2 separate regions of the Homo sapiens genome follow, and region 1 is linked to region 2. A link is a loop called in an ENCODE intact Hi-C map of the cell type or tissue named here. Cell type or tissue: mammary epithelial cell. All regions are shown on one strand.

The links. A loop is a pair of places that touch in the nucleus more often than their neighbours do. Peaks named below come from ENCODE experiments on the same cell type or tissue, not always from the same donor. Only the 100,000 strongest peaks of a DNase experiment are listed, where the experiment ranks them.
Region 1: a loop joins it to region 2, with 15 times the contacts of the local background. A loop is called at or near these places in 28 of 110 quality-filtered maps.

The regions. Positions count from the first base shown.
Region 1 is chr20:62,804,539-62,812,538 of GRCh38, forward strand. OGFR (opioid growth factor receptor) reads left to right here and starts at 297. Exons shown (of 7, transcript NM_007346.4): 1 at 297-492; 2 at 2,999-3,067; 3 at 3,709-3,787; 4 at 5,047-5,125; 5 at 5,961-6,027; 6 at 6,924-7,072; 7 at 7,692-8,000. The coding sequence starts at 322. OGFR-AS1 (OGFR antisense RNA 1) reads right to left here and starts at 1,049. Exons shown (of 3, transcript NR_102430.1): 1 at 930-1,049. RefSeq lists an enhancer at 70-975 and silencers at 491-560, 641-790, 851-1,020, 1,171-1,230, 3,972-4,021. In mammary epithelial cell, a CTCF peak has its summit at 3,933 (motif pointing left); no DNase peak of the experiment used is centred here; H3K4me3 peaks cover 1,859 bases.
Region 2 is chr20:62,298,538-62,306,537 of GRCh38, forward strand. It overlaps ADRM1 (ADRM1 26S proteasome ubiquitin receptor), which reads left to right and starts at 4,460. Exons shown (of 10, transcript NM_007002.4): 1 at 4,460-4,512; 2 at 5,031-5,244; 3 at 5,924-6,040; 4 at 7,660-7,783. The coding sequence starts at 5,032. RefSeq lists silencers at 3,970-4,089, 4,110-4,569 and an enhancer at 7,249-7,752. In mammary epithelial cell, CTCF peaks have their summits at 3,449 and 4,214 (motif pointing right); DNase peaks (open chromatin) are centred at 3,494, 4,324 and 7,634; H3K4me3 peaks cover 3,173 bases; H3K27ac peaks cover 1,824 bases.

The DNA.
Region 1 (8,000 bases), 510 kb after region 2:
GCGGGCAGGCTTTGGGGACATTTTCGGGAGGGAGGATCTCCTAGGGCGGGCATCCTTGCGAGACGGGGTGGGGCGAATCCTCCCGGGTGGGCATCGTGGGGTGGGGGTGGGCGTTCCGCGAGGGGCATCCTCCCGGGCGGACGTTGGGGGATTCTCGGGGGAGGGAGGGGCGCGGGGCGGGCGTCCCGGGGAGGGAGGGGCGTTGCGCGCGGACGCGGGCGGGGCCTGGGCCGCTCCGTCCCCTCCCCCCGCCCGCCCCCCGCGCTTCCTCTGCTTTCGGTTTCGCTTCCGCCTCCAGCGCGAGCCCCGCCGCCGCCGAGCATGGACGACCCCGACTGCGACTCCACCTGGGAGGAGGACGAGGAGGATGCGGAGGACGCGGAGGACGAGGACTGCGAGGACGGCGAGGCCGCCGGCGCGAGGGACGCGGACGCAGGGGACGAGGACGAGGAGTCGGAGGAGCCGCGGGCGGCGCGGCCCAGCTCGTTCCAGGTGCGGCCCCGCGGCGCGGAAGAGGCCTGGGGTCCCCGGCGCCCCCCGCCCGGCTGCGTGGACGGGAGACCCCCCCATCCCGGGCGGAGACACCTGGAGCCTCCTGGAGCTCCCGCAGCCCCGGGGACCCCCCCCCAGACCGGCCGACCCCCAGCCCCAGGGCCCGGCGGGGAAGTGCGGGGGCCGCGCGTGGGTGACAGCGGAGCTGAGCCTCCCGGGCCCCATCGTGTGTGGGCGCCGTTCCCCCCGGGGGTGCCTCGGGCGCGTCCCGCCCCCAGCCGCCGTGGCCGCCCCTGATGGAACCCCTCCCGCCTCGGGCCCGCGCCTCGGCCTCCTGGCGGCCCCTGCGCAGGCCCCGCGGCCTGGGGCTGGGGCTGGGGCTGGGGCTGGGGCTGGGGCCCGGGCCGGGTCTGGCCTGGGAGGCTTCGCGTCTGCACCTGCGGGAGCCCGGGGCGGGCCGACGGGGCCTCCGCTTGTTACTTTTGTTACCGCCGGGCGCCTGTCATCGCCGGGGTTACTTTTGTTGCCGCGCTGGGAACGCCACACTGTCGCAGTCCGGCCCCCCTGTCGGGGAGCTGGGATTGATCTGGGAGCGGCCTTCCAGCTGAGCTGCCCGGGTTGCGGAGGGCCGGGAAGTGCATGGAACTCGACGGCTCCGCATGGATTCTCCCCTTGGCACCCAGCACTGTTTGCGTTTGCGCCTGGCCATGGTGGAGCGGGCAGTGAGAGAGCACGGAGGGGCTCCGCCCTGTCGCCGGGAGGGCAGCGGCCAGGCAGGCTGGGCAGGGGGGTGGGGTCTGGCTCTGTCCCACAGGACGGTGTGACCCCTGGGTGGGCTCTTGACGGGCTTTCCTCACTGGAGTTCCTCAGGCCGCTCTCCTGAAGCGGTGCTCAGAGGCCCTGACCATCCTGCCAGGCGCCCGTGACCCCTGACCTCTTCCCTCTGCCTCCTGCTGTGGCTTCTGTCCACAAGCCCCTCCCCTTCCCCTTTGGACCCCTCAGGCCTCCCCAGCTGCCTGCGCTGGACCCTGGCGGGGCTGTTTCACTTTTTCCTGGGCAGTGTCATGTATGCACCTGTGGGCTGACTGTGTGGCCACATCCAGTCAGGACCCAGCCTCCAGAACTGACCCAGGGAGGCTCCCGCTGGCCCCAGGAAGGAGAAGTAGAAACTGATGATCAGGCGGGGCGAGAGAACCACACCAGCGGCCCTGTTGAGAAATCAGGCCGAGAGGTCGGTGGCGGTGGCTCAGGCCTGTAATCCCAGCACTTTCGGAGGCCTGGGCAGTCGGATCACCAGAGGTCAGGAGTCCAAGATTAGCCTGGCCAACATGGTGAAACTGTTGTCTCTACTAAAAATACAACATTAGCCAGGCGTGATGGGCACCTGTAATCCCAGTTCCTCCAGAGATTGAAGCAGGAGAATCGCTTAAACCTGGGAGGTGGAGGTTGCAGTGAGTGGAGATTGCCTGGGAGGTGGAGGTTGCAGTGAGTGGAGATTGCCTGGGAGGTGGAGATTGCATGAAGCTCCATCTCGAGGGGAAAAAAATAAGAAAGAAAAATCAGGCAGAGAGGCAACGCCAGGTCCCAGCTGGAGCTCAGCGGGGAGCCAGGGGATACAGTGGCTGACCGGGCCTCCTAACCCCCCTTCTAGCACTCCCCCAGGATCCTGGGTCCCAATTGTTGCCCTGGACAAATACGCCCATTCCTGCCCTACCCACCGAGTGAGGCTCAGCCCCAGGCCCCCCACCCTCATCACAAGGTCAGGGCTGTGTCCCACCATCCTCATCACTAGGTACTTCCGGCCCTTTGCTCAGCCCCATGATGCTTGGCCTGCAGAGATGGGGGCTGAAGGGCTTGGGGCATCAAGGGGACCTGACATCTTGCTGAGAAGCCATCACTAGACAGGGCTGGAGGCTGGAGACTCAGGGCCTGCCCTCACCGTGGCCAGTGAGGCGTGGGGTTGGGCAGGGAAGGGGCATTCATTCATTAGACCCTGCCAGAAGCACCTGGGTCCCCTTCTGGGGCTACAGGTGGTGAGGCCACTGCCCCCAAGAACACAGCCTGGTGACTTTAGTGTACAAAGCAGGGGGAGTCTCCAGGGGCACAGAACAGAGGCTAAAGCCAGGGTGGAGGTGGCCAGCAGGCCTAGGAGGAGGAGAGGGTCAGGGCCACACCCCAGGGGAGGTGCATGTCAGCCAGGGGCCACCCTAAGGTGGAAGCCAGGAGTCCCAAAGGGGCCTAGAGAAGGAGCAGCCCCCCACCTGGCTACCGCAGCCCTCTCTGGTTCTGTGCAGGGTATTGGGATGCGTTACTGAGGCCCAAATCTGCCCCACTGGGAACCCCCAAAAAAGAGCCAGGGCAGGAGAATGAGAGGGAGGAGCCATGAAACCCCCGCCCTTTAAAGACAGCTCTGTGGCAGCTGGCCCAGGCCCTGCAGCCCTCACCACGTTGGGACTCACTTGGGGGTCTCCCATGGGGGTCCTAATCCCATCTCTTTTCTTCCCAGTCCAGAATGACAGGGTCCAGAAACTGGCGAGCCACGAGGGACATGTGTAGGTATCGGCACAACTATCCGGTACGTACCTGCCCCTGCCCCGGGACACAGAACCCTCCCGCCAGCTGCTCTTCTCAGGCAGAATGTCCCAGGTTCTACTGGAAGGCTGGCCTGGCTTGCTGTGCCAGGGCCACAGTTCTGGGCAGGACCCTGCCTGGGGCACAGCCTGGTATAGATTCAGAGCCCTGCCCTTCCCCTCTCGCGGGAGACCGGGGGCATCCCCCTACTTTTCTGAGCTTCAGCACACCGTCGCCTTGCAAACATGGCCATAGTGCCAGCCTCGTGATGCACACGTGTGGGGTCCGTGATACCGCCCACACAGCACCCCACCCCCATGCCAGCCCTGTCTCCTGCAGGTTGTCCTCAGCCATTACCCTCCACACCCCTGAATCACGGAAACCCCTGTGCTGCCTTCAGGGTGCTGAGGAGGGGACCTGCCAGGCCTGGCCTGGCTGGCGAAATGGGGAAGGGGGGTCCCTGGGGCTTGGAGGCAGCTGCTGTCCTCTGAATGGCCCCCACCTGCAGAGTGAGGAGCCAGGCGGGCTCTTGGGGTATTGGGCCAGCCTGGAGGTTTGCAGATGCGCCTCCCCGAAAGACACGGAGGGCCCCAGGGCAGCTTGTGTCTGATGGATCCCTGCTGTCCCCTTTCTCTGGCTCTTCAGGATCTGGTGGAACGAGACTGCAATGGGGACACGCCAAACCTGAGTTTCTACAGAAATGAGATCCGCTTCCTGCCCAACGGTAGGTGCCTCACAACCACTGGCAGCCGGCGCTTCCATCCTTGCCTGGCAGGGGTGGTCCACTGGGCCCTGGTTTGGGATGTACCCGGCGATTACCAGGGCCACGGCTTTCAAATAGCCCCACAGTGCCCCCTGGAGGCGGCCAGAGGGACTCCAGGATCCCCGGCTTGGGATCTCCGCAGTGGTGTTTGGGTCGGGGTGGGCTATCTCTGTAAAGAGCCAGAGACTGAATATCTGCAGCTTTTCAGGCCACACAGTCTCTATCAAAACTACTGAACTCCTGCACGACCTCATGAAAGCCACATGTAAACCAACGAGCTAAGGATAGCTTTTATATTTTTAAATGGTTGCAAAAAATTAAAGTAGAGGCCGGGCCTGGTGGCTCACGCTTGTAATCCCAGCACTTTGGGAGGCCAAGGCGGGTGGATCACAAAGTCATGAGTTCGAGACCAGCCTGGCCAATATGGTGAAACCCTGTCTCTACTAAAAATACAAAAAAAATTAGCCAGGTGTGGTAGCGTGCGCCTGTAGTCCCAGCTACTCAGGAGGCTGAGGCAGGAGAATCGCTTGAACTTGGGAGGTGGAGGTTGCAGTGAGCCGAGATCTCGCCACTGCCCTCCAGCCTGGGCAACAGAATGAGACTCTGTCTCAAAAAAAAAAAAAAAAAAAAAAAAAAAAAGAACAGTGTTCTATTACTTTGATATTATAAGAAATTAAAATTTCAGTGTCAATAAAGCTTCACGGGCACGTGCCCACACCTGTTTATGCACGTGCCGGGCTGCAACGTGAAACAGAGACTGGGTGGCTGCACAAAACACTGTCAGGCCCCCATCTCAGGAGACTGTGCCTGCCACATCATGGGACTGGGTTCAGCTGGGGGCTGTGTTTGAGGACAGATTTCTGTGGCTGACGGGCCACGCTTTTGCAGGAGGCACTGAGGCCCCCTCCTGTACAGACAGGTCCTGGTCGAGGACCAGTGGTTCCCCCAGAGGGACCTTCCGGGCTCTCAGTGGGGTTTGCCGCCAGCCAGCAACAAGGGTCCAGGTCACAGATGGCAGCAGGGCAAGGGCTGTGCATCGGAGGAGGGATGGGCAGCCCCACTGAGCCTAGCACCCTGAAGAGCCTCAGGAGATGAGGGCGAGGAATAGCTTGGGGAAGCTGCTGGCAGCACTCTCTCCTTATGTCCCCCACCCACACCCCGTCCTCCTGAGCACGGGCAGGGTGGCTGCCACAGCTGACTTGTCCCCATGGGGCTCCCAGGCTGTTTCATTGAGGACATTCTTCAGAACTGGACGGACAACTATGACCTCCTTGAGGACAATCACTCCTACATCCAGTGGTGAGTTGGGGAGGATGGGGGGATGGGGGGTTGGCGAGGCCACAGGGGGAGGGCCCTCCCAGGCAGGAGCCCTCCCGACGCTGCTTCCTGGCACGGACTGAGCACTCCCTGCCCTTCCTGGAAGCTGGTGTCCACATTACACGGATGGACATTACTGGACATGCAAGGGCCGCTGAGGGAAGGCTCAGGTCTGTCCCCAATCTGTGGGCTCTTGGTGACCAGGGAGACAGGAAGGGCTGCACACAAGCTCCCTGAAACAGGAGAGGGGGCAGGCACTGCCTGCCAGAGGGGCAGCCTTAGTGCCAGGAGGCCTCAGTGAGCCTCAAGGGGCGGCCCCCGTCTCGGACTCAGCTGGGGCAGGGTCCTGGCGTAGTGCTGGGATGAGACTTGTGGCAGGCGTCTTGGGGACCCACAATGTGGCCCCGGAAACAGCATGCCCTGCTTTGGGGACAGCTCGCTGGGCGTCCACAGGGAGCCTCTGCTGGTGTGTGACGTGTCATGAGTGACAACACAAGAGAGGGAAGAGTGAGGAGTAGAAAGGAAGGCCCTGTCCGCCCGGGCTGGATGGCTGCAGGGCCCCTCGCTGCCTGAGTCACCTCCCCAGTCCTGCTGAGCATGCAGGCTGTGACTTACGCACCACACACCTCCTGTCCTGGGCCCTTGCACGCTCACCTGAGCTCTCCCACCCTCGCTCCTCCACCTAGCCACTCCCTCCTAGAGTTGAGCCTGGGAACCCAGAGGGGATTGGAACTGCCCCGGGCTACACAGCGAGCACCTGCCCAAGGTCTGGAAGCGGCTCTCCTAATCCCTTGCCTGAGCATCTCTTCTCCTGCAGGCTGTTTCCTCTGCGAGAACCAGGAGTGAACTGGCATGCCAAGCCCCTCACGCTCAGGGAGGTCGAGGTGAGCCAGGCCTTGGCTGTGACTGGAGGGGAAGATGGGGAGGCCTGGGCAAGCCACGCCGCTGCAGAGACGGGGTCGCCTCTGGCAGTAGGCATTTGGTGCCCCCTCAGGGGTCCCTTGGAAGGCAGAAGGGCCGAAAGAGCCTCCAGTATGATGACCTTCCCTCCCCAGTGGTCCTCACCCCACCAGGCATCTAGAGAAACTCAATTTCCGAGGCTGTTTGTCCCCATGCGGGAGTCTGGGGCTGAGCCCCTGAGAGACCCGGAGTGGCGGGACCTGCCTTTCTCACCACTGGTTTAGGCTGGAGTGGGGTCACCCAAGTGTGGAAGCTGCCCCTGAGGGATGCAGGGACTTAGAGAGCCGAGGGGCCCCTCCTGGCACTTTCCCATGGCCAGCGACTTCCTCTCAGGGGAGGGCGGCAGCCTCAGGCCCTGGTGAGAGCTCGGAGCAGCTCAGAGGAGAGATGGAGGCATGAGTGTGTCTCTTGTCACTTTACCCTAAAAGTCTGAGTCCAGGCTAGGTGCCGTGGCTCACGTTTGTAATCCCAGCACTTTGAGAGGCTGAGGCGGGTGGATCACCTGAGGTCAGGAGTTTGAGACCAGCCTGGCCAACGTGACAAAACCCCGTTTCTACTAAAAATAGAAAAAAATTAGCCAGGTGTGGTGGCAGGCAACTGTAATCCCAGCTACTCGGGAGGCAGAGGTTGCAGTGACTTGAGGTCACACCATTGCACTCCAGCCTGGGCAACAGAGCAAGACTCTGTCTCTAAATAAATGTCTGTCTGTCTGTCTGTCTAGTCCAGGCCTCTGAGTGAGTCGGGACCCACGGCCACCCCCACACTCAGGAACCGGGGCTTCAGGGATGGTGCCTGAGCTCTCCAAGGGGGTCTTTTCCAGGTGTTTAAAAGCTCCCAGGAGATCCAGGAGCGGCTTGTCCGGGCCTACGAGCTCATGCTGGGCTTCTACGGGATCCGGCTGGAGGACCGAGGCACGGGCACGGTGGGCCGAGCACAGAACTACCAGAAGCGCTTCCAGAACCTGAACTGGTGAGGCCCGGCTGCTCCCGCCCACCCCCACCCCGGCGCAGAACAGGGCCACGTCAGGTTTCGGGCAGGTCACAGAGCGCTGCTGCAGACGGAGAACTCCAGGGCTGTTTGGGCAATGGACCAAGGCCCTGAGTCCCCTCCTTGCTGCCTGTAGAGCCGGGCGGTCCCTCCCCGATAGGGTTGGTGAGAAGGTAAAGAATGCTCTTCCTGCACCCAGGAGGTGGCAGTCCACATAGAGAAGCAAGCAGGGGTGATGGAGAACCTGCAGGCGGTACAGCCAGTTCTCACAGGGTGTTCGAGGCGCCTGTACCCTGCAGGGGCCCCTTGTGGCTCTCATCCAGCCAGCTCCTCCCCACCAGGGGGACTCGGGGTACAGCCACCCTCTAGGTGATGCGTCAGCATCCCCCTAACCCCCGTGTGTCTAGGGCCCACAGGCCATTTTCACAGGGATGGCATGAGTCCTCCCCTGGGCCCAGAGAGGTAAATGGAGAGAGAGACTGAATCGTGGGCCAGGGTGGGGAGACCTCGTGGAGCCGGGTGGGAGGGCAGGCCAGGGCGGGGTGCGGCCCAGCAGGAGGGGCCCCAGCCATTGACCTCTCCTGACCCGGATCTCTCGCAGGCGCAGCCACAACAACCTCCGCATCACACGCATCCTCAAGTCGCTGGGTGAGCTGGGCCTCGAGCACTTCCAGGCGCCGCTGGTCCGCTTCTTCCTGGAGGAGACGCTGGTGCGGCGGGAGCTGCCGGGGGTGCGGCAGAGTGCCCTGGACTACTTCATGTTCGCCGTGCGCTGCCGACACCAGCGCCGCCAGCTGGTGCACTTCGCCTGGGAGCACTTCCGGCCCCGCTGCAAGTTCGTCTGGGGGCCCCAAGACAAGCTGCGGAGGTTCAAGCCCAGCTCTCTGCCCCATCCGCTCGAGGGCTCCAG
Region 2 (8,000 bases):
GAGTCCTCATGCCTGGTTATCAGAAGTTTGGACCGCGTGTTCCTGAGGATTGGCCAAGCAAATGGCTCATTTCCAAAAACTGCCCTGTGGAGAGGGGGCTGGGGGACACTCGTGACACCTGTCGGGCGGCACATGTGATGGGTGGAGCACCCAGGTTCTCCAAGCAGCAGGAGGCTCTGATGGACCCCCCTCCCCTGGCGGGGGGACGCTACTGCTAGAAGCAGCGAAGGGCCCGGTGCCCCAGGTTTCAGCTGCCTGCCTTCTGCCGTAAGTTGCCCCAGCACCTTCGTGCTTTTCAGGAGCGTAAGCTGAGCAGACTCAGTCGTCCCAGTGGTCAGTGTGGCTGGGGCAGAGGGACACACGGTCCACAAGACGTCCATGCTCTCGGAATGCTCCAGGGGTTTGGCTGTGGGGCTCCACCACCATTGCCTGAGCCCGGAGCCAGAGGCTCCTCCCACACTGCCTGGTCTGCCCCACAGAGCATCAGTGCCACGCCAGGTGAGGACAGCGCTCACCAGACAACCAGGCCTGCCGCCCCACTGACGCTGACTTCCGGACCTGCAGAACTGTGAGAAAGTACGTTTCGCTTCTTTGTAAACTGCCTGGTCAGTGGTGGCAGCACAGATGGACCGACGTGGACCTCGACGCGAATGGCGGGCTCTGGGCGCTGACCCGGTGGCGGCGTAGCTCACCGAACACCCAGGGGGACCAGAACTCTCTGCCTTCCACTCAGTTGTGACTTGTCTATTTTTAAAATGTTAAAAAAAAAAAAAACCCACAAGGTGCAGTGGCTCACACCTGTAATCCCAGCCTTTGGGAGGTTGAGGCGGGTGGATCGCTCAAGCTCAGGAGTTCGAGACCAACCTGGCCCACATGGTGAAACCCTGTCTCTAATAAAAATACAAAAATTAACCGGGTCTGGTGACACATGCCTGTAATCCCAGCTACTCAGGAGGCTGAGGTAGGAGAACTGCTTGAACTCAGGAGGCGGGGGCTGCAATGAGCTGAGATCAAGCCACTGCACTCCAGCCTATGGGATAGAGTGAGATTCCATCTCAAAAAAAAAAAAAAAAAAAAAAAAGTTTAAAAAACCCTACCCCTGCCAAATGCTTTTCCGAAGTAGCCGTGCCATTGGTGTTTCCAACTTTGCCTGGCACCTTCCATCGTTTGCTAAGTTCCAGCAGGTGTATTTCATTTGCATTTCCCTCATGAATAATGGTGTTGAGCAGCTTGCCATGGTGCCTTTGCTGCCTGTGACCTCTTTGGTGAAACATCCGGAGGTGTCTTCTGCCCACGTGGAGGCGCAGCCTGGGCTCTGCCGCCCACCTTTCACCCGAGGAGCCTGCAGCACGTGGAGAGCATCAGGGTGTGCTTTCTTTACAGTTTGGGGCTTTTTTGAGACAGGGTCTCGCTCTGTCACCCAGGCTGCAGTGCAGTGGTGCCATCACGGCTCACCGCCAGCCTTGACCTTCACCTCAGCCTCCCAAGTAGCTGAGACTACAGGCATGCACCGCCATGGCTGGCTCTTTTTTAATTTGTCTTTTTCTAAAGACAGGGTCTCACTGTCTTGATTAAGCTGGTCTTGGAACTCCTGGGCTTCAAGGGACCCTCTCAGCTCGGCCTCCCAAAGTGCTGGGATTGCAGGTGTGAGCCATCATGCAAGTCTGGGGTTGTTTTTTTTTTGCTAAACAGGATGAATAGAAATCTCTTTTGGGGGATCTCTTAGTCCAAATCCTTTAGCTGAATGCGCGTGTCCCGGTGAGGCTGCTCCTCTAGATGCTGCGGGCATTTTGCAGACGTCCCACCAACTGCCATCAGCGACCAATTAGAAGATAGGGACAGCTGCACATGTCACACAGCCCTTCTGACCTTGTGTGTGCTTCAAGTCCGAGATTCCTGACACAAAGCAGCGTGTGCCCCCCCACCCACTCTGTGGCCACAGCTGGAGTCCTGGGCTGCTGGGTGCTCCAGGTGCCATACCCCACACACGCATAGAGCCCGTGGGCTGGCAGCGGGCACCCACAGTGGCCTCTGCAAAGCCTGCCTGGCTGCGGCTCGTTTCCTCACTGCAGCATGCTCATAGGAATGTGGGAGTTTCGCTTGAAGTGTGGGTAAAGAGTTCTGGGGTTGTTTGAGCCATCCCAGGCCACAGGGCCTCCAGGAAGTGGAGGAAATGGTAAATCCAGGGTCCTCTTGGCCACTGCGTTGGCCTCTGCACACTTGGCCCCTGCGGACCCTGGGGCTTCTGCTTTACTGTCTGTGACATAAACAAGTGACGCTTGCCACCTTCTTGCCGGGAAAGCCAGGCTGGGTTTTCTCATTTCCACCTTTTCCCTGTTTTACACGAGGGCACGAGGATGGGGCTGCAGTATCAGTGACGCACCTGTCACCAGCGGGCCACAGAGCTTTGTGTTAGCCCCTCTCAAGCCCTTTAGCTTCTGGAACCGTTTAAATTCTTAAAAATTATACAGGACCCCAAAGAGCTTTTGTTTATGTGAGCTTTATCTATTGACATTTACCATACTAGGAATTAAGAGGACATTTAAAATTATTTAGCTACATAAAAATAACAATAACAAACTTACTACCTGTTAACACACATTTTAAAATGAAAAGTGGCTACATTTTCCAAAACAAAAAACGTGAATCTTTAGCTCAATCAATGTTTCAAATGGAAGCATTATGACAGTCAAAAGCTGGCAACTAAACATAACTGGCACAAGCTCTGCCACCGAGACAATGGAGGCCTGAGTAGTAGGCTCCCTGCAGAATGAAAGGACTGGAGCTGCCAGCATCAACACCAACGCATCTCCCAACAAGGGTGAGTGAAAACACACACCTAAAGACCTCAGAGAGCACGTAAGCACACAGCTGTGCATCCACTCTGAGGGTGAGCCACCAAGCACACGGTGACCCCGGGGAGCGCCCGAAGGGAGTGAAGTATCTGAAGGAAAGAAGGAAGTGAGCGATGGGCAAAGGAGAACCTGAGGACCCTGGCACAGTCTCAGCTGCAAACATCTAGTCTTGCTTAACTGGGGTGCAGAGGCCACTGCACCTCAGGGTTCTCACGAAGCGCCTGACCTCTCTATTTTATTACTATTATTATTATTATTTTTTTTTTTTGAGAAGGAGTCTTCCTCTGTCGCCCAGGCTGGAGTGCAGTGGTGCAATCTCGGCTCACTGCAACCTCCACCTCCCGGGTTCAGGCGATTCTCGTGCATCAGCCTCCTGAGTAGATGGAATTACAGGCATGTGCCAGCATACCTGGCTAATTTTTGCATTTTTAGTAGAGTCGGGGTTTCATTCACCATGTTGCCCAGGCTGGTCTTGAACTCCTGGCCTCAAGTAATCCGCCCGCCTCGGCCTCCCAAAGTTCTGGGTTTACAGGCGTGAGCCACCGCGCCTGAGCCCTCTAAGAGCCCCCGCCTGGCGTCGCTGTAGGCAAATCCCAAAGAACGTGTCCCTTCAGCAGCCGGCTGGGGCGCCACAAACACTATCTGTTGTCTTCGCTTTAGTTTGTGTCAAAGTGACTCAAAGTTACACAACACTGGCGGGCGACTGCCGCCTTTTTACCCTGTGGCCTTTCCCATCCAGGCGTCCAGAGGGTGAGCCCCTGCCCTCCAGGACCCCTCCCTTCCAGGACCCTACCCGTCTGGGACTCAGGCCTTCCCTGACTCCTCCCTCCCGGACTCACCCCTCCCAGATCCCTCCCCTCCGGGACCCTCTCCCCTCCCGGGCCCCCTCCCCTCCGGGAACCCCTCCCCTCCCGGACTCACCCCTCCCAGATCCCTCCCCTCCAGGAGCCCCTCCCCTCTCGGGACCCCTCTCCTCCCGGACCCACCCCTTCCTGACCCCTGCCCTCCCGGACCCCTGCGGGACTAGATGTATACAGCTGAGACCATATCACGGTTCTCACCCTCGCTCTACCCTCCCGGACCCCTGCTCTCCCGGACGCGTGGACTCCAGCTCCCGCCTGGGTCCCCAAAGCGCTGAACCCATGGTCACTTCTATGCGTAGCCCTGGTGCCCGCCGCCCACAGCCGGACCGCACTCCTCGGCCTCCGCCTAACCCCTGGCTCAGCCACACGAGTGACAGCTCTGCCCGCCCGGGCGGGCGACGCCGAGGGGTGGGCTCGGCCCCACCTGAGCAGTTCCCCAGCGCCCCTCTGAAACCCGCCTGTGGTCCCTGGCGCCGCCTCTAGGGGCCGCCGCCGCTCCCCTATGACACAGCAACAATAGGGGCCGCTCTGGTCCAAGCGCCCTGCGGCCCGCGCTTCCGCCGGAAAAGAGCCGCCGGCGCGGGGGCGGACCGGGGAGGAGCGAGTGCGATGGACGGTCGCCCTCGCCAATCGTTGGCAGGTTAGAGCCGGCTGCGCGGCTTACGGGGCTCAATCGGCGGCGAGAGCGGCAGGCGGGGCGGGCCGAACGCGGGTTTCCGGCGGGGCCCGGCAGGCGCCGAGGAGGAAGAGCGAGCCCGGACGGCGCCTCTCGAACGAGTGTGGGCGCGAGGCAGGTGCGGGAGTCGCCGGGCCTGGGGCGGCCGGGGGCGACCGGAGGCGGGGGCAGGGGCTGCTGGACCAAGGATGGGGCGGGGGCAGCCAAGACGAGAAGGTGGCCGGCGCGGCGGGTGGGGCCTGCGGGGGCCGGGCCGGGCGGGGGTTCTGGGGTCTCGGGCGCCGCCCCGGTTCCGCCTGCGGCTCTGAACGTGGGGCTCGGCGGGAGCTCGGGCGGGTCTGCCCCGCGGAGCGGGTCGCCGGGGTGGCGCGTCGAGGCTGGTGCCCCGCGGAGACGGCGTCAAGCCTAGGGCCGGCCCCACTAGGCTTGGCGGGGCTGCCCCGGCCCAGCGCCGAGTGCGGGCGGTGCGATCGTCGTGAGCGGGGCAAACGCGGAAAGGCAGCCCGGCGTGTCTGAGTCTGCCTTAGGCAGCTCTGGGCGCAGGCCCCCTGCTCGCAAACACCCCAGGGGGCGGGAGCTTGCCGGACCGCAGGCGACAGTGACCGCCGCGTCTCAGCGTCCTCTCCGCGCTTTCAGGATGACGACCTCAGGCGCGCTCTTTCCAAGCCTGGTGCCAGGCTCTCGGGGCGCCTCCAACAAGTACTTGGTGGAGTTTCGGGCGGGAAAGATGTCCCTGAAGGGGACCACCGTGACTCCGGATAAGCGGAAAGGGCTGGTGTACATTCAGCAGACGGACGACTCGCTTATTCACTTCTGCTGGAAGGACAGGACGTCCGGGAACGTGGAAGACGTGAGTGTCCCTGAGCCGCAGCAGCAGGACAGGCGACTTCTCGGGCCCTCGGAGTCCTCGCTTTGGAGTTCGCGGTGGGGGCTTGGCCGCATCTGGGGACCGCTCGTGGGGCCGTCATCGACTGCCCTGCTGATGGGTCGTCCTGGTTTCCGCGGTGACAGGGGCATCTCGGCCACTGTGTATCTTGAACTGTCCGTGTGAGGTGCCTGGGTTGGAGGTGTGGCCCTGGAGAGCCCGGAGCTCTGTGCCTGGCCTTGAACTGTCCGTGTGAGGTGCCTGGGGTTGGAGGTGTGGCCCTGGAGAGCCTGGAGCTCTGTGCCTGGCGGCTTCACTCAGTCTTCTTTGTTTTTCAAACTCTTAGTTGTTCTTTGTTACATTTGAGAGCAGTTCAGCGTTGACTTTTTAACTACTCTGGGAATGTTGTTTCCAGCACGTCTCAGAAACCCCGTTGCCATCTGAAAGGCCCCTTTCCCTGCTCTCTCCCCCGGCCTTGCCTTTCATGGGCTGTCTCTGACCCTGGCTTCTCTGCCTTGTGGAGACCCTGCCAGCGAGGGGTCTGGCGGCTTAGCTGCCCCTTGCGCACCCCACCCGGTTAGACCCAGGGCTCAGTACGCTCTCCTGAGACTGGGCACAGTGATGCCATCTGCGCCACTGACTCTCTCTTCCCCTGGCTTGCCAGGACTTGATCATCTTCCCTGACGACTGTGAGTTCAAGCGGGTGCCGCAGTGCCCCAGCGGGAGGGTCTACGTGCTGAAGTTCAAGGCAGGGTCCAAGCGGCTTTTCTTCTGGATGCAGGTATGGGGCAGGCCTTGGGGTTGTGCCTTTTTGTTGCCCTGCGATTCGGTTAGGAACTTGCTTACAGTGTGGTGCAATTGGCTTTTATAAACCAGCAGGCGCCGGCCACACCCGGCCACACGGCCTGAGATGCCACCTCAGGGCTGCGGTGCATGCTACCTGGGGCCGAGGTCCTCTCCCAGAGTACGGAGGCTCCAGGCTGGGCTGCGGGCAACCGATTGCGGTGTGAAATTTCCAGGCAGACAGACATGCTGGCCCTGGTTCTAACGATGCCCAGTGCCCTCTCTCTGCCCCTTGCCGTGGGTCACTGAGGCCCCCACAGCAGAGGCAGAGGCCCCTGTGTGGCTTCCCTGCTGGTGCTCACAGAAACGAAGCATCCTGCTCACACTTTCCACAGTCCTGCCCCTTCCCTGGCAGTGTGTCCTGGAGGCCAGGGGTGTCAGTGCCCAGGGTTTCTCTTACCCACAGCTGCAGAGCGTCTTTTGGGTCTAGAGGCCGCTGCTCATTCTGCCATCTGTCAGTGACCATTGAGCTTGTTGCCGTTTTTTGTGCTGTTACAGGCAGTGTTGCAAAGAATTTCCCGGTACACAGATCATTTTCCATAAGCCAGTATCATCTGTAGGTGAAAACTGGTGGCGGGCCTGTGGTCAGGAAGCGTGTGCATGCGTTTGCAGTGTGGAGAGAGAAGGCCATGCTCTCTGCCAGAGGTGGAGCTGCTGTCCCCACCCCACCCCCCTTGGCACTTTCAAGAGCAGGGGTGGCCCTGGCTGAGGTCTCTGTGGAGCACATGGTCTGTGTTGCTGGTCACCTGTGCAAGTAGTGTGCAGCGGCCTGAGAAAATGAACAGGCATAGCCAAACTCCAGTTAAACTTTATTTGCAAACACAGATGGCGGCCACAATTTGCCACCTGCTGGTGTAGAACGTGTTTTTCCACGGTTTTGCCAAGAAATAGTGTCCAACTGTTACCACCATCTCCCTTTTTTCCCCGATTTTCCTGTTGGTGGCTTTTAAGTCCCCCGTCCCTGCTTTGCCATGAGAGCAGGGACTCCCAGTGTCCCTGGCGCCCTGCAGCTTCCATAGCCATTCGGGGTGTGCGTGGGTGCTCTGCTCCCAGCTCTGTGAGCTCGCAGGTCGATGCTTCTGACACTGATCTGTGCACATGTGTGTGCACACGCGTGTGCTCGATTGTGAGCGCCTGCCGTGGCCCTGGGCCGCGGTGTGCTGAGCGGGCCAGTTCGCTGCCTTCCACTGGTTGAAGGAAGGAGACGGGTGTGTAAAGAACCGCACCCCAGAGGGCAGGAGGGTGAGAGGGCTTGGTCTGGCAGCAGCTAAGTGCCTTCGGAGCTCTAGGCTCCCCATTTGTGAAATGGGCGGAGGGGGACAGGGCACACCCGGGATTGCGGCGGATGGGGACAGGGCGCAGAGCATCGTGCTCAGGAGGCGCCACTGCCGTCCCCTCACCTGCTGGGCCGGGTCCTGTCTCCTCAGCATTGTGTGGCCAGGCACACGCGCCTCTGCGTCTCAGGTCCCTCACCTGGAAGCCAGGTCAGAGGATGGCTGTGGTGGCCCTGGGTGAGCTGGCGCCAGCTCCTGCCCTTACATGCCCTTCCTCTTGCAGGAACCCAAGACAGACCAGGATGAGGAGCATTGCCGGAAAGTCAACGAGTATCTGAACAACCCCCCGATGCCTGGGGCGCTGGGGGCCAGCGGAAGCAGCGGCCACGAACTCTCTGCGCTAGGCGGTAACTGTCACATGTGTCACGTGAGCTCAGGGTTTCCTGGGAGGCCAGAGTCTACTGTGGATGACTCGCCCCCTCAGCACAGGTTGTTTGGAAGTGGAAATAGAAGATTCTAAAAGTTAGAGACCCTGTGAGCTCCCTGGGTCACTCCCCACTCCCACCTTCACGGGGTAGGACGGGTCTGCATCCCACCGTCGCCTCACTTCAAGTGGTGCCCCCT